Regions from separate parts of the Mus musculus genome. Here region 1 is linked to region 2. A link is a loop called in an ENCODE intact Hi-C map of the cell type or tissue named here. Cell type or tissue: heart. All regions are shown on one strand. Each heading gives the region's core, and the rest is flanking DNA. Links, peaks and the distances in the headings are about the cores only.

Region 1 (8,328 bases), core at 318-8,317, 100 kb before region 2:
TATCAGTCTGTGCAGTCTACAGAAGACCTAGGCCGGGTCATTTTGTCCTTAGCTCTCCCAACCTACAAGGACAGTAGTTTTCCATATATACTGGAGAGTTTATTTGGTTTTGTTTAGTTGCTGTAGGGCTGAGATGGAACACAGGGCCTTGTCGCATGCCCCACTAACGTTCTATCACTGAGCTGTGTTCAGTCCACAGTACATTGATGGGAACTCAGTGACTCCAGGTCTATGATTTTCATGCAGATCAGGGAACTCGGTAGCCATCCTACAGAAACCATCCAAGCTGGCTTTGCAAGGGAGATATCTCAAAGGCTGGGAATATAGCTTGATAGTAGATGGTTATCTAGCACATATAAGGCTCCAGGTTCAGTCCACAGCACCGCAAAAAATATCATAAAAACCAACGGTAGATAGGAACAATGGAGATACTGCATCTGTGGCAGGATGCCAGAAGCACAGGAAGCCATTGTCCTGTGCTGTGAGTCCATGCTCACTCACGTGCCTGCATCCTTTGGATTTCCCTTTTCTCAGAGAAGAGAAAGGCGTTTCTGTTCCATATTTTCTCTCACTTAAGGACTGGTCCAGCCTCAACAACCTGTGCCAAGAAGCAGACAGCGTAGCCGTAAGGACTTTTTCCCCCCTAGATAAATGTATCATTATGCATTCACCCCAGAGGATGAGGCACATTGTTCCGTTTCCAACAGCCAGCAAGAAAAACCCCTGCTGAGCAGAATGAAGAAAGTCTCTGCAATTAATCGGCAGAGTGGAACTGTTAACCTTCTCCCAGGTTCCCAAGCACAGGGATCCTGACCAGGCGGCTGCAGAAATTAACCAGGGGTTGGCGGCCAAGGACGGGTAGAGCAGAGGGAGAAATCTCTCATTAACAATCCCAATCAAGCCCCCTTAGCACTTATTCCCCCCCCCCCTAACAATTGTTTGAGGCCAGGATGTTACACTTGTTGAATGTCATTGTCGTAACAAATCTCTGCTTTTTCCTGAAACCTGAAATCCCCGACTGTCCTTGGAAGAATTTCGCAGAAAGCATGTACTGGAACTCCTGTGATCGGTTCCCAGGACAGTGCATGCTTCTACTAGGAGGCCTCTGATAATGTGCGTGTCTGTGTGCGTACATATGTGCATAGACATCACTCGGTAGATGTGTGTGTTCCAAAGATGCCCAAACTAGTATGACACGTTCCGAACTCTGTGTGTGCTTGCTCTCTCTCACACCCCTCCTCCTTCTCTTCCCCCTCCCCTCTCTCCCTCCCCCTCCCTCCTTCCCCAGTCTGTGTGTGTCTGTCTGTATTTCTGTCTCTGGCAGAGATGGAAAAGAATCGGGTACTTCTCAAAAGTGATTAAGTCAATGCCCAGGAAACCGTCCTGTGTAAAGGTTGCAGCCATGTGGTGCACCTGGATGCAGTGTGTGTGTGTGTGTGTGTGTGTGTGTGTATACAGTTCTCCCTCCAGCTGTCCTCCACTCTTGCTGTGCTTTCAGGGGGATCCCTGTAACCATGTTTCTTCAACAGGACCAGGACCCCAGCCCACGTTTCTAGGAACAAGAGTGAGTACCAGGCCTACCCAAGCCCAGTGAGATTTCCCAAAGGATAGACCCTAGGACTGCAGCAGAGGAAGATACTCTGTTGAAGATGCTCATTGGCTGGTACACTTGAGGGGAAGAAGAGGACACTGTGTTGAACAAAAGAAACAGAACATGAAGACAGGGATTAGTGAGGCTATTACTCAAGTGCCCAACGGCCTGACAAAGGAGCACCATGGTCTAGGGCTAACGCACTGAGAGTCCTAAGAAGGGAGTCTCCAGCTAAGACAAATGTTCCTGTGCCCTCTACATTCTTTCTACCTCCTTCAGCAGCAGACTTCTAGCAACAAAACAACTCATCAGACACCTTTATTTAGTGTATATATCAGTATGCTATCATCATAGTATTTGACCCATATAAAATAGGTACACCGACTCCTTATGCTGCATATTTATCTATCCACATTATTGATAGACCTGTAAGGAAAAAATCCTGGAAGAAAGGGTGAGCTGAGGGACAGCTTCACCATAATGCTCATATTTTACAAAGGGGAAGAAGCCACTCGAAGTAGCATTGGAAGGATTGCTTGACTCAAGCATTCGTCACCCTTCCTATCCATTGTCTTGTTCCCTATTAATGCCATTAATATAATCATTAATATAGCCATCCCTATACCTGTGAGTCCTCTGTTTCCAAATTTTTCCTGGAAACAGAAACCATGAACACAGAAGGATGTAGAAGATTTTATACACTCAACCAATAACACCAAATTCACTCACCAGATTATCCAGTTGGACTTAGGCTATCAGATGGCAATCTCTAATGAGTTTGAAAACCACCCTTCCTCACGTTGGAGAACATTGCTGAGTCTTTGTTATCTACTTGACATTCTACTAGTGACACAGAACACGCATGACCCTACTCCTTTCTCCAGAAGCTTAAAACCAAGTGGAGACCAAGAGAAAGGGGTATAGAACAAGTGTTATACTGTGACACGTGCTGACACTGAGGCTTGAATCTAATACAGCAGTGGCACATTGGAGATGATGGGGGGGCAGGGGTCACAGAAGGATGTAGTGTGGGCTGGGTCTTCAGCATGGTTAGAAATGCGTGAGGCAGATGTCCTTTTAGTCAGATGCCTGCCTCACTCACAAGTAGCTTGCTGAGTAGATCTGTGGTATAACTCCTGTCAACAGAAGAGGGAAAGTTCTGGAAGGAGCAACTAGGTTTGCTGTTGAGGCTCATAAAGGCCCTTATTTCCATGCCTTGAGATTTGAACAACAAAACCAACAGAGAAAAGAGACAGTAACTGTGTGGGCAGGAGATGGGGTAGAGAGGATTGTGATTAAAGCATACAATATGTGTGTGATGATGTCACTAAAAAATCCAATGTTTTATACAAGTAATAGATTCTCATCAAGATTTTTTTTTTTTTTTTTTTTTTTTTTTGGTTTTTCGAGACAGGGTTTCTCTGTATAGCCCTGGCTGTCCTGGAACTCACTTGGACAAGGCTGGGCTCGAACTCAGAAATCTGCCTGCCTCTGCCTCCCGAGTGCTGGGATTAAAGGCATGCACCACCACGCCCAGCTAAGATATTTTTAAAATATATACATATAAATATACACATACACATAACATATATACACATACACATATACAAACATATACATACAGACACACAGACATACACACACACATACACACACACACACACACACACACACAGCCCCTAGAAACTTTGTTGACTCTCACAGGCTACCTGCTGGCCACTAGGAGCCATTAAGAGGGCTCTTTTCAAATTCTTATTTTAGATTTATTTATCTTATTTTATGTATGCACATGTTTTGTCTGCATGCATGTATTTTACCATGTGCATGCTTGGCACCCACAGAGGTCACAGACGGTGTCAGAACCCCTGAAATTGGAGTCACAGATGGTTGTGAGCTACGATGTGAGTATGGGCAACTGCCACCTGGTCCTGCTCAAGAGCACCAAGCGCTCCTCACCTCTCTCCACCTCCCTTCCTCTTCTTGAGTTTGGATAAGGAAGAGTTCAGAGGCCTGCCAGGTAGGAAACTAGTTTGGGTCTCTCAGCTTTTCTGAGTCCTAGGCTCCAAGTTCCAAGCTCATAAGTAGTTTCTCATGAGAGCTTTTGTTTTGACTATGTGTAGGGCTTATCTCAAGTGTACACGACTTCCTTGTAACACTTCCTTAGCTTAGAGTCCTAAAATAGACTGACACTTAGACCAAGTTTTATGGATGCTAACTTAAAGGTTTCTCTGCTTTTAGACTTAGCGCACTTAGGCTTGTGAGGTTCACATACATGAGATGCTACTTGGCCTGTCGATGTAAAAGCTGCCCCCTTTTCTTCTTATGGTCATTAAGGGCCATCTCAAGCCAATGGGGGGCTAGGGAATCTCGCTCCACTGGCAACGTGCTTGCTCACATGTATGAGGTACCAAGTTTGTCTTCTAATACCACATAAACAAAATTTGGTGGCACATACCTATAATTCCAGCACTCTGATATAAATATCAGAGGTTCAACATCATTATTAGTTCAAGGCCAACCTGAATTACATGAGATTCAGCCTTAAAAAATGTGAATTACCTGTGCTGTGGATGTAGCTCAGTAGTACGGCATTTGCCTAACATCGTGTACAAGGCCCTGGGTTTGTACAAAGCAGAATACACTCACACACACACACACACACACACACACACACACACACACACACACACACACACACGTAAAGTACCTCTAAGAAGAGAATAAAAAACTGAAAAAACGAAAGGTAGTTGTTTTTAAATGAAAGACATCAAAAACAAAATGAATAAACAGAGCATTAAAATATACTTTTATATCAAACCAGACTATCTACAACCTAGAATTTTTATTGTAAATGTAAATTTCTTCCAACTTAAAAGACTAGAGTAGCCACTCAAAGAGAAGCTAACAGTACTCAGCCAATGACATACACACATACACATACACACACACACACACACACACACACACACACACACACACACACACACATACACATACACATACATATACACACACTTTGGCCTGCTCAGTAGTCCTGTCCAGAGCCATAGATGCAGCATATAAGGATTCTCATCCCTAAAATTGAGTTGTTACCCAAGTCCTGATCAGTGTGGGGACAGAGATGCTGGAATAGGATACAGCCATGCGCAGCCATAGCAGCAGCACATAGCAGCACTGAGACAGGGCAGCTTGCCCAGCAGAACAAAATAACCTGAAGGAAGTTTGTTTCGTTTCATTTACAGTTGTTATGTTTTGAGACAGAATTTTGCCGTGAACCTTCAGCTGGCCACAAACTCACCTCCTCCTACCTCCACCTCCTGAGTGTGTGTGCATTACAGGGGTGTGTCACTCATGCCATCTACATGGAGATATTTTAATATGCCGTGTATACAAACATAAAACACACATGGTTTCAAAACACAAAATAATGCACGTTTGCAAGGATGCAGAGAGCACAGATAGGCATAGGAAGCCGGTACCCTGCACAAAGGACAAAACAGCGGTGGAAACAGGATTGACAAGTCAAGATGCAAAGACGATCCTTGAGAAGACCAGCACTGCAGAGTCCGAGTCCGAGTCCAAGGGGATGGGAGCCACTCTACCACAAGGACCAAGAGGAGGGAGAGCAATGGTCTCCCTTATTGATGGCCTGCAACACTAGGTCCCGTGTTTGGGCAATAGCCACTTTTTGGAGTATGGGTATCTAATTAATCAATGTGTAAATAAACAAGTGACTGAGAGGAACAGTGAGTCAAAGAAAGAGTGTCCAGGAGACAGAGTCATCCTCTGTAAATGAATTGTCAGCAGGACTTCCATATGTGATACAAAGTGTTGACAGCTGCGTCACGAGAAAGGGACAGTGTGTCTGGGACACTAGAAGACAGCTCCTGACCCAGTTAGGGAAGGATAGGAAGGGCACCCCAGGAGACTAAGTCTGAAAAGGGACGTGAGTGAGAGGGAGATTATAATTCTTAAGAAGCAGGAAAAACCGGCGTGCAGTCTGAAACTGACTAGAGTACCTAACACGTGCTTCATCTAAGACAGAGCACAACCGCCATTTTAAGAGGGGGAGCCTCACAACGTGGTTTGTGTTCTGGAACCATCTTCATGGCCAACTGATCGCCAGATAGGAAATAAGAACAAAGAAACACTCCATTCTCCTTTCAGGGCAAGCAAGCGAGTGCACAACTCCAAGTGGGTAATGCCTAGAGCTGTCTGCCTCCCCCACCCCACCCCCAGGAGCCGAGTCTTCTGCCACCCTGTGAAGTCATTTCAGTTCTGCTTCAGAGTGACACACTTTGAACAGAGAGGCTTTTTGCCTGCCGAGCTAGTTCCTGCATCTCTACTCCTCCTGTGGTTGTGATTAGCATCCTTCATCTGTGTGTGGATGCTCACCACCGACACACTTGACAGGTCTCACTCTGGGAGATGTTGCCGGGAGTGCGTGAGGCTTTCGGCTTGAAACAGCTTGATGAACTCAGTCTATAGCTGTCTTCAGACACCAAGAGAAGGCACAAGAGGACAGTTCAGACTGCGAGCCGTCGAGCCGTAGCTGGGATCTCGCTCCAGCGTGATGAATTTAGTCTAAGAGGCATTAGCGAGGCTGATGCTAGAGGGAACACACAAGAGCTTCCACCTTAAGGTGATCTTGAACCAGCATCAGCATCCCTGAATGGCTGGTTAAAGCAACATGCATCTATCTGGCCATTCAAAACTAACATCTCTAACAAGGCTAGCGACCTGGTTGATGTTGCTGGGGGGTCAGGAGGGGAGGTGTATACTTTTAGAAGAACCAGTGGACCATGCCACTCACAGATGAAGATACTGAAATCCAGGGAATAGGACTCTGTAAAATCACAGCAGTTTTTGATGAGCTAACCCAGACCTAATGAGACTGTAAAGATAGGAAATAGAAAGCAGTGGAGATTTTGGATGAAGGCCCCACACTATCAGTGGTTGGCTGATGCTCATAAGATAGATACCCTTCCAGTCTCACAAACACGTTCTCCTTCCTCCTTCAGCCGAGCTTGAGGCTGGCTGCCACGCATTGGGTAGGGTCACAACAGCAGCAGAGGAGAGAGAGAGAGAGGCCAAGAGCTGAGCCTAACAAAGCCCTGTGACCATTGCTGCAAATCAGACTGGCTATGCTGTGCCGTGCATCCATGCTCCTGCACAGACTCGAGTGGGGCTCGAGTCTAAGAGAACCAAGGAGAATTGAGTGACACCTGTCTTAGGCTTCACGACAATCTGAAAAAGCAGAAACACGTCTTCCCGCTCAACCCAAGTGACAGTCACCTGTCAGCTCTAGTGCCTACCCAGTGGGGCAGCGGCTGCTCTGACCAAACACCCCCACCCCCCAAGAAACCCTCTGAAACATAAAGGGATCCAGCCAGACTTCTCCCTTTGTCAGTCCGCCATTGTGTGGCTTGTATTCTGGGAGAATGATGGCTAAGGCAGTTGTAGGACTTTCAATGCTTTAAACAAATGGGGGTTGGGGGGGAGGCACTAAACAAAAGGAACCACAGGCCTGTTTACTAGAGAGAAGGCTTAATTGGCTTCAGAGAAAGTGCAGGAAGTGTGTGGGTTTGCTGCTCTCGTTTGTCGGGGGCCCCAGTGAAAGGCTGGAAGGGACAGAGATTCTGGCTCCCCCCAGCCCCGACTGTCTGGCCCCTCCCTCTCTTTTATGAGGAATTTGATGGAGGAAGACAAGTAAGTCATCAGATGGGCCCCGGCCATCAGCAATGTCAGTTATTGAGTCTAAGGTGCATTGTTTGGGCATTAAGAGTTCAGAGGTCAAACCTCTCTGTTTACTATACCCAGGGCCTAGAATACTGCAGAGATCTCACATAAGGAGCTGAATTTTTGTTTAGAGCAACTGAATCATTAAAAGACTTTTTAAAAGGGGGTTTTATTTTAATCACGGTTATGCTTGTGTGTCTGTAGGGAGGGGTTGGGGGGGTGTATCTGAATGCAATTGCCCTCAAAGGCCAGAAGAGAGCGTGGGAGAGCCCCGGGAGCTGGAGTGACAGGTGGTTATAAGTTGAATGACATAGGTGCTGGAAACTGAATGTGGGTTCCTCTGCAAGAGCAGGACCTGGCTTAACCACTGAGCCACCTCTCTGGCCCCATGCGATTATGTCTTTGTGGACTATATCATCACCTGCTATTTCCAAAAATGGACATTTCCTGCATTGAAAGTTGCATGATTTCAAATGTCATAAAAGCATAGTTTTGTCCACCGAATTGTTTCCTTCAGTCAGACGTCAGTCACAGGACTGCTAAACATGTGTGTCTCTGGGTCTGTTTGCTAGGTTGCCTTTTGAGACTGTATAAATGCTGCATGTGTATCCCCACCCTCACCCTCACCCCCACCCCCACCCCTCAGAGTCTTTTTGGTCACAATGTGACTTATGAGGAGGGTTTCTGCACTTCATTCCAATGAGTCCTAATCTTGGTTGACCAGGGTAGTTAAGCAAACCATGTCACAGTTGCTGCATTTGAAAACGTGTCATCTGGTAATGCCGGGGCTCCATGGACAACATATATTTATTAGTGGACACTTGGAGAATACAGGGTCAATAGCTGGACAAAGCCTCTTTGTGCCAACAAGAGATGTGGTGAACAGGGCTGGGGATAAGGTGTGGTTCTTAGAGTACTTCTCTAGAATGTGTGAGGGCCTGGCTTTGCTCTGCATCACCATATAAACTGAGTGTGGTGGGCACACTTGTAATCCCAGT
Region 2 (8,328 bases), core at 64-8,063:
TTTGATACTTCTTGCTCCCCATAAAGGCAGAGCCAGCATGCCTAATAACAAAAGACAGGCTGCCATGCGCGGTGACACACATCTTTTGTCTCAGCACTCAGATTTAGGAGTCAGAGGAAGGAGGGACTCAAGGGTATCCTGGTCTATATGATAAATTCTAAGCCAGCCAAAGCTACATAATCATACCCTGTCTCCAAACAACAAAAAGAAAGGTTAATAAGAGGAAGTAGCCTCGATTTAATGTGGCTTCAGAAATGAGCATCCAAAGACTCAATGAAAACTGTTTGGAAGCCTGGAGGACAGTGTAAAGCACAACTGGACAGAAGGCTTAGGTGTCCTGGTGATAGGCTGGAGTGGCCCCACACAGCCTCTGTGTCCAGCCTCCTTCTGGTCTATTCTTCTCCCAGGCGTTCAGCAGGAGCCCTCTCTGTGAGACTTCTGATCTTGAATCTGCCACCATCTTCAAAATGGAGATTCCTTGTGAATCCTCTAGGTCTCATTCAATTCCATCCAAAGGACTTTGGAGCAGCATTTTCTGAGGCCGGACACCTCCTGAAGTAAGAAATGTTCTGAATGAGAGAGAGAGAGAGAGAGAGAGAGAGAGAGAGAGAGAGAGAGATTAAGAAATGAAATGTTAGTCTGTAACACAAAGAAGTTAGAATGGAGTCAGGCATGTTGGGCACACAACTGTAATCCCAGCACTCTGGAGATGGAGGCAGGATGACTAGGTGATTAAAGCCAGCCTTGGTTTCACAGCAAGTTCAAGGCTTTTTTGAGCTACATGAGACCCTGTTTCAAAAAAAAAAAAAGAGATGAAGCGATAGAGAAATAGGAGGAAGAAGACAGAAGGAGGAAAGGAAGGAGGGGAAAGAGAAGTTCTAAGGAGCAAGGAGGAACAGGGAGAGTAATCGTTTTCATTGTCTCCCCTTAAAGTTACTTTGTTTCCTGTGCCTAGAGTCTAGCTGTCAGTCACCACTGACTGGGGCGGCTGTTCAGCTCCCAAAGTCCTGGGAAGTACAAAGTTATGGAAAAGCAAGCAGACAAAAGAAGGTGCCAGGAGCTGGGCCATGGGAAGCACAACGTGGCCGTGCTCCTCTTCTCCCGGCCCCTTCTGTAGTTTCTTTGTCTCCGGGCCACCCGTAGGTCCCTGATCCCCTATGCCATAAGTAACTTGCCATAATCCTCAGAGGCACTGGGCACAAGAGGGGCTGTCAGGGAGGAAAATCCTTCCTCTGTCCTCAGGTTCAATAATTGGAGGGTGTGCAAATTCAACTGGCAAAAGATAGATTAGCCCAGAGGAGTGGGGGAAACTGATTTAATTAGGTATAAATGCGCTGGAATTCACAAAGAACTGGGTCTCAGGGGGGTAGTTAGAATCTGGGTTTATTTACCATCTTAATAGGGACTGGGAAGAGGGGCACTTCTGTGAGAAGGGGGAGAAGAGGAGAGACACTTAGAGAAAAGCAAAAGACCTTTTGGAAAGATAAATGGACCCTTCGGAGGAGAGATGGGAGATGTAATGTGGCTGTGATAATATCAGAGCGTGGTGCTGATTTCTGCTCTCCAAAAAGAGATTAGAATTGCTTCTAGGGCAGGGATTTATGACAATTGGAGGGTAGAAGCTCTGCTTTTAGGCAGATAAGACATTATGGGAATCCAAATGCCTTCAGCTCAAAATAACTTTTGTAGACCACCGAGGCTTTTTCTAGACTCTTTCTCTCAGCCTCGGTCTGCCCATGCTTGGAAACCGAGAGACCACAGCTCCTCTCAGCATTACAGAATCTCCAAATGGCCACTCACCAGCCAGCCGCCAAACCAGTTCAACTTTTTCTGGGCGAGCAGGATTTCCCTTCATCCCTTTCCTTTTTCTGAAACACCAGCTAAGCCCTACCCAGAGGATCTTTTAAACAAAGCATCGGAAGGGCTTATCTTTTGGGTACCAACAACTTGTGCTTTGTCCAGGGAACACAAAGACTTGGTTTTCCCCAAATGAGGAAGGTGAGACAGAGAGAATAAAAGTAAACATTCAATAATTTTTTTTCTCTCTCCAATATAGTAATGGAAGGATTTAACATAAAGGCTCTATTTTGGCTATAGGTGGTTTTCCACCACACTGTTTTACTGCGTGCCTGAAAATATCATCATACTGTTTAGATCGTTGGCAAAATTGTTTCAAATTCATGACATTCTGCCAAAAGCACCTTATTTCAAGTGCTGTATCCCCTGAACAAGCTGCAGGCTGCTGATACTGCAAGTGTGAAAAGCTTTGTGTCCCCTCAAGCATATGGTAGGTGTGGAACAATTGCCTCTTGGATCTAAATAGCGCGATCCAAGCCGTCAATGAGAGGGAAGGAAAATGGTGAATGAGATGTTTCTTAGGAAGCGGCCTCTCAGGCGAGGTGAGACATGATCATGGCCTGGTGTGGTGGCTCATACTGGTCATGCCTGCCCTCGGAGGTCTGAGATAGTTGGCGTTTGAAGCTACATAACAAGCTCCAGGCCAGCCTGGTTATCATGGGAGTGGGGCTGGGCCTGGGAGATGGTCCATTCAGTAAAGAGCTTACTTGACACAAGAGCTGGAGGATTGACACATATACGGCTGGGTGTGGCAGCATGGGCCTGGAATCCCAGTGAGGGAAGCTGAGACAGGAAGATCCCGGAGCACACAGGCCAGTCAGTATAGCTAAATGGTAAGGTCTGGTCAGGTTCGTTGAGAGACCTTGCCTCAAAAAAACAGAACAAAAAGTGGAGAAATAATAAGAGAACCCACGGGACACAGACCTCTGCCCTCACATGTGCCCTCATTACTTATATACACATGTGAGGATGTGCGCGTGCATCAGCTTAAGAGATTGATAACATGGCCACTGAGCTGATGGAGGGAGCCGTGGTTGAAATCACAACCTGAGTTACACACCGAGCTGAGCAGCCAAACAACGGAGCAGATGGTCCTATTTCTTCCAGCCCCGCCCTGCTTTGCACAGCAGCAAATAGGTGTCCTTGCTGGCACTGCCATGGCAAGAAGAGATGCTATGCCTCAGCCAAGGGCTGCCTGACCAGGGGCTCCTTGGCCGGAAGTGGTTCTTGCATCCTAATCAAGTTCCTCTTCAATTGACACCCATTCCTGAATCCTAGCTCTTCTTCTCTCTCTTTCTCTCTCTCTCTCTCTCTCTCCCTCCCTCCCACCCGCCCCCTCTCAGATGACATCCTTGTCCTTAGCTCTGAGGAGAAATCCCACCCCCGAGTCCCCACACCCCTCACCTCACCGCCTCTAAGGGCCTCAGATAGCAGCTCTGCCTCTGAGATCCCCGTGAGTGTCTCACCATTCTCTTAAACAGCCAAAAGCAGAGCTCCCTCCACAGCCGAGCCCCCTCCAGAGCTCCCCCTCCACAGCAGAACCCCCTCCACAGCTCCCCCTCCATAGCAGAACCCCCTCCACAGCTCCCCCTCCACAGCAGAACCCCCTCCACAGCTCCCCCTCCACAGCAGAACCCCCTCCACAGCTCCCCCTCCACAGCAGAACCCCCTCCACAGCTCCCCCTCCACAGCAGAACCCCCTCCACAGCTCCCCCTCCACAGCAGAACCCCCTCCACAGCTCCCCCTCCACAGCAGAACCCCCTCCACAGCTCCCCCTCCATAGCAGAACCCCCTCCACAGCTCCCCCTCCACAGCAGAACCCCCTCCACAGCTCCCCCTCCACAGCAGAACCCCCTCCACAGCTCCCCCTCCACAGCAGAACCCCCTCCACAGCTCCCCCTCCACAGCAGAACCCCCTCCACAGCTCCCCCTCCACAGCTCCCCCTCCACAGCAGAACCCCCTCCACAGCTCCCCCTCCACAGCAGAACCCCCTCCACAGCTCCCCCTCCACAGCAGAACCCCCTCCACAGCTCCCCCTCCATAGCAGAACCCCCTCCACAGCTCCCCCTCCACAGCAGACCCCCCTCCACAGCTCCCCCTCCACGGCTCCCCCTCATCTCTTTGGCAGCGCTGGTCTTGATGGACCCCATCCTCTTCTCTCTTCCTGTAGCAAATCAACTTCCATGCTTCAACTTTTTCTTTTTGCTCTTTCTCTCTTTCTTTCTTTCTTTCTTTCTTTCTTTCTTTCTTTCTTTCTTTCTTTTTTCTGGAGACAGTGTCTCACACAAGCCTACCTGGCCTTGCTCTGCATCTGAGGGTGGCCTTGAACTTCTGATCTTGCCTCCACCTCCAGGGTGCTGGTATTACAGACATGCACCACCATCCCCAGTTTTAAGCTATGCTGGGGGTCAAACCCAAGCCTTCTTGAATGCTAAGGAAAGCTACATCCCAAAACCTTCCTCCCTTCCTTCCTTCCTCCCTTCCTTCCTTCCTTCCTTCCTTCCTTCCTTCCTTCCTTCCTTTCTTCTTTCCTTCCTTCCTAAACCTGTGAAGGTTACCACTTGCACATACCCCTTTTCAACGAAACCACAATCCCTGGGTTTCCCTTCATACCTCGAAGTAGAAGCCCCGCCCCCACCTCACCCCCACCAACTCCCCACCCCCAAGTCAAAGCAAGTCAGGCCTTCCCTTTCTGAATCTTTCATTGCCATTGAAAAAGTTTCCATGGCCTCCAGCTTCCTGCAGAGTTAAAGCTAGACCTCCTTTCTGGCTTTTCACAGCCCCTCATAATAAGCTTCCTTCTCTGCCTTCAAGCTTCTGCTCCTGCTCCTATTCCCCCCCCCCACCCCCTTCCCGGCACGCAGCCTCTTCAGTAGTGAGGCTCCGGACCTCCGGTCTGAGGGTCCCATCAGCCTCAACCCCAGTCTCCTACGCTTGCCCCCATTGAGAGCCAGCTTGCCGCTGGCTGTCTAGAGCCTGTCCATTTGTTAAAGACAAGCAATTTCCCTTTCCCTCACAGAGATTTCCTTGCCTGACCCAGCCCACTGGAATCCCTCCAGACAGCCTTTGCCTTACCACAAAGTACAGTAAGTATAAAACAATGAAACTGAGCTGAGGGTGTAGCTCCATTGCTAAGAGTGTTTGCCTAGCAAAAATGAAGTCCCAAACTGGAACCGCAGCACAGCATAAAACTGGGGTGTGGTGGCACACACGGTCCCAGCACCAGGAAGATAGAGCCAGGAAAATCCAAAATCCAAGGCCATGCTCAGCCGTGTATAAAGTCATACTGGGACACATGCTTCCCTATCTAAAAATAATCCAATAAGAGGCAATATCATCTTAAGGAGACCCTAACACCCTTGCTAGCGAAAATAAAAGTGTGCCAGGGAGATTTAAACTAGACCCCATCGGAGGATGGTCGCTTTTTGAAGTGACTGTAAGTACAGGGTGAAGGGAAACAGACAAGAAACAACAGGACCACAAGGAAACTATGGTAACTGTTTAAGTAAGGTCAGGGAGGCCGGAAATAAAATGACCCCAACAGGAGGAAAGGACACAGAACCCTATGGCTGAGCGTGTCTGACAAGCTGACCCTCGGCTGGCAGAGAAGGCATCCGCCCAAGATGTGAGGTCAAGAAACTGTGAGAAGTCTCAAAGTCACTCGCAGGTGCACTGTCACCAAGCAAGTGTGCTGTCACCAAGCAAGTGCTTAGTGCGTTTGTGGGAGATGCTGGATCTGAGACCCGTCCCAGGGAATGCAGAAAGAAGAGCGGTGGACGGAAGCCAGGAGGAAGATGTTTTCTCAAGACTATATAGCACATGGTCTTGGTATTGTACCCAGGTGACCCACAGAAAGGTGAGCTGCTCTCCTCTCTCACATCCAAAACAGAGAGAGTGCCTCCGGCTCAGGCATATTGAGGGCAGAGACACACACCAGCCTGGAGAAGCCTGTGGCAGAAACTTAGGGCCATGCTAGAGAATGCTGTTCCGGAGTGGATCTCAGAGCAAAACACCGCATAAGGGCCAGAAACTAAAGTACACACACAAATGACTTGTCTTAGGGTTTCTGATGCTGTGATCAAGTAAGTTTGGGGCGGGGGGGGGGGGAGGGTTTATTTGGCTTACATTTGCACATCATAGTCCACCACTGAAGGAAGTCAGGACAGGAACTCATGCAGGGCAGGAACCAGAGGCGGGAGCTGATGCAGGGGACAGGGAGGAGTGCTGCTTACTGGGTTGCATATCACAGCTTGCTCAGTCTGCTTTCTTAGAGAACCCAGGACCACCAGCCCAGGGAGAACAGCAAGTACAGTGGGCTGGGCCCTCACCCATCAATCACTAAGTAAAAAAAAAATGCCCTCTAACCGTATCTTATGGAGGCATTTCCTCAACTGAGTTTCCCTCCTTTCAGGTGACTCTAGCTTGTGTCAAGTTGACAGAAAACTAGCTGGCACATAACTCTAGGGACTCTAGAAAATAGCTGCCTGGGGGCTCAGCAAGAAGGACAACACAGGCCAGTAAGGTTTAATTTCTAAAGGTGTGTTCGACCTTTTCTGTACCCACGGGCTGGCAAGACCTAGAAATAGCTCCCATTGCAAACACAACCACCACTCTTCCTACACTTCATGACAATCCGCAGTTGGAATGACGGTCTCCCTGGCAGGTCCCTGAATGTCACACATGCGCACACAGAAGCATCCTTGAGTCTGTGGTCTCAGTACAGGGCACAGGGCACATACTAGGAATCTCGTCAACATTAGTCTGAAAGACCCATAACGTGAGGACTCGCCCACGTTCTGACTCAGGAGAGGCGACACCCCAAAACCACCAACGAGAAACGGACTTGCTGCAAATTGCAAGAGGATTTTTATTCAAGAGCGCTCTCGGGCCCATGGTCATACACCACGCAGGGGTAGAGGACCGTGGCGCCCCCAGTAGCTGGATAAGGGGGTATTTAAAGGAAGGAACCACAACTCAAGGAGGTGGGAAGGGCGTTGTTGGAAAATACCAAAAATACCAGTTAAGAGTCACAAGGAAGTACAAAGTCACAAGTGTCAGGTTATCTCTCAAGACAGTTTCTAAGAGCCCCTAACAATCTAAGAGCCCCTTGCAATAGCACCTTTGCATAGTGGGTTCCAGCAATGGTCAGGGTGGGTCAGGGTGACTTTCTTTGAATGAATACTCCTTGAACACAGGAAGCGGGTGGGTGGAGGAATGTCGCTATCTGTTTTATGATTAGCATACCTTGGAGCACTGAGTTTACTACTCTTTCAAGTCCACACATGGATAACTACCGAGAGAATCCCATCACTCCGCCCTCCGTCTAAAGTAACATTACTATGGAACTGTAGCTTTAGGAATGAGAATCAATAAGGTGCCTCCCATGGGAAACATGAATTCTGAGGTGGCTACAGGGTCCCGGAGGTATGGCTGGGGGGAAAAAATAAAATGCTCCTATTTCCCTGCCCCTCAGGAAACTGAGCAGCTTTTGAGCTGAAGAATATAGGTTGCTCAGCAAAAATTAGCCTGCAAAATCAGAGAGATTAAAAAAAATTCTTTCCCCACTCCACAACATGGGGTTGTACTTTTTAAGGCTGAGGCCAAAGATTTCAGTAACTGACACAAGTATGCACAGGCCCACACCACATCTCCAGTCTTCCTGCATGGGGCCAGAAAGATCAACAAGCATTTATTTTAAATGAGTATTTGGACCAGGCATGGTGGTACATGCCTATAGTTCCGGCACTTGGAAACTGAGTCCGAGAAAAACATGCAGCCAGGTCAAGGCTAGCCTGGGCTACTTAAGTGAGTTGAAGTCTAGCTTGGGCTACCTAGACAATATCTCCAAATGCTTAATTAGTCAATTGAAATGAAGCAAGGGTCTGAGAGGCACCGAGGGAGAACTATGATCCAAATATGGCTACAGAAATGTCCCATGGGAACAGCCGCCAGTTATACCTGCCGCTGCAACTCCATCAAAGTGAAATTTCAGAGGTAGAAAAGGTAGACAGTAGACAGCCACACCTTCTGCAGCAGGACAGCAGTCACCCCACCCAACCCAACTCACAAAAGAGTGCGGGCAAGTTTTAGGGTCCCCGTCATTGGATAAGGATTCTTCCTGGTGCCTTCGCCTGGCAAGGATCACCACACAGGCTGCACCTCCGTCCTTGTGAAACGGTAATGCTGGAGCCAACAGTTAAGCCAAATTTAAGCCTTGTCTAGATGAGGATCTTGAAGGCAAGCTGGCTGAGAGCCGAAGAGGGAAGGAAGCTGAAAAGCTGTGTGTATTTATGACCTAAGAGCCAAATTAACTTCCTCCCACTTTTTCTCCCTCTGGAGTCACTGGTGACTTTTTTTTTTAACTGCTGTACCAAAGGCCCACATGTTACAACACCAGACCACTCAGCCCCGCCACCATTGCTAGATAGAAAAAGACCACTCCTCAGGCCAGGCCAGGTTGACCTTTCAA

What was found. A loop is a pair of places that touch in the nucleus more often than their neighbours do. Peaks named below come from ENCODE experiments on the same cell type or tissue, not always from the same donor. Only the 100,000 strongest peaks of a DNase experiment are listed, where the experiment ranks them.
Region 1: it touches region 2 in a loop (1.9-fold over the local background); 1 of 42 quality-filtered maps calls a loop at or near these places.

What each region holds. Positions count from the first base shown.
Region 1 is chr13:44,368,950-44,377,277 of GRCm38, forward strand. All of the region lies in intron 3 of Gm33958 (a long non-coding RNA gene), which reads right to left. Among named protein-coding and RNA genes, the nearest start is that of Gm33958, 27 kb to the right of the region's middle. In heart, for the core only: no CTCF peak of the experiment used is centred there; no DNase peak of the experiment used is centred there; H3K27ac peaks cover 864 bases.
Region 2 is chr13:44,472,206-44,480,533 of GRCm38, forward strand. It overlaps Gm34084 (predicted gene, 34084), which reads right to left and starts at 8,122. Exons shown (of 2, transcript NR_167749.1): 1 at 7,927-8,122; 2 at 218-569. In heart, for the core only: no CTCF peak of the experiment used is centred there; a DNase peak (open chromatin) is centred at 4,926; H3K27ac peaks cover 717 bases.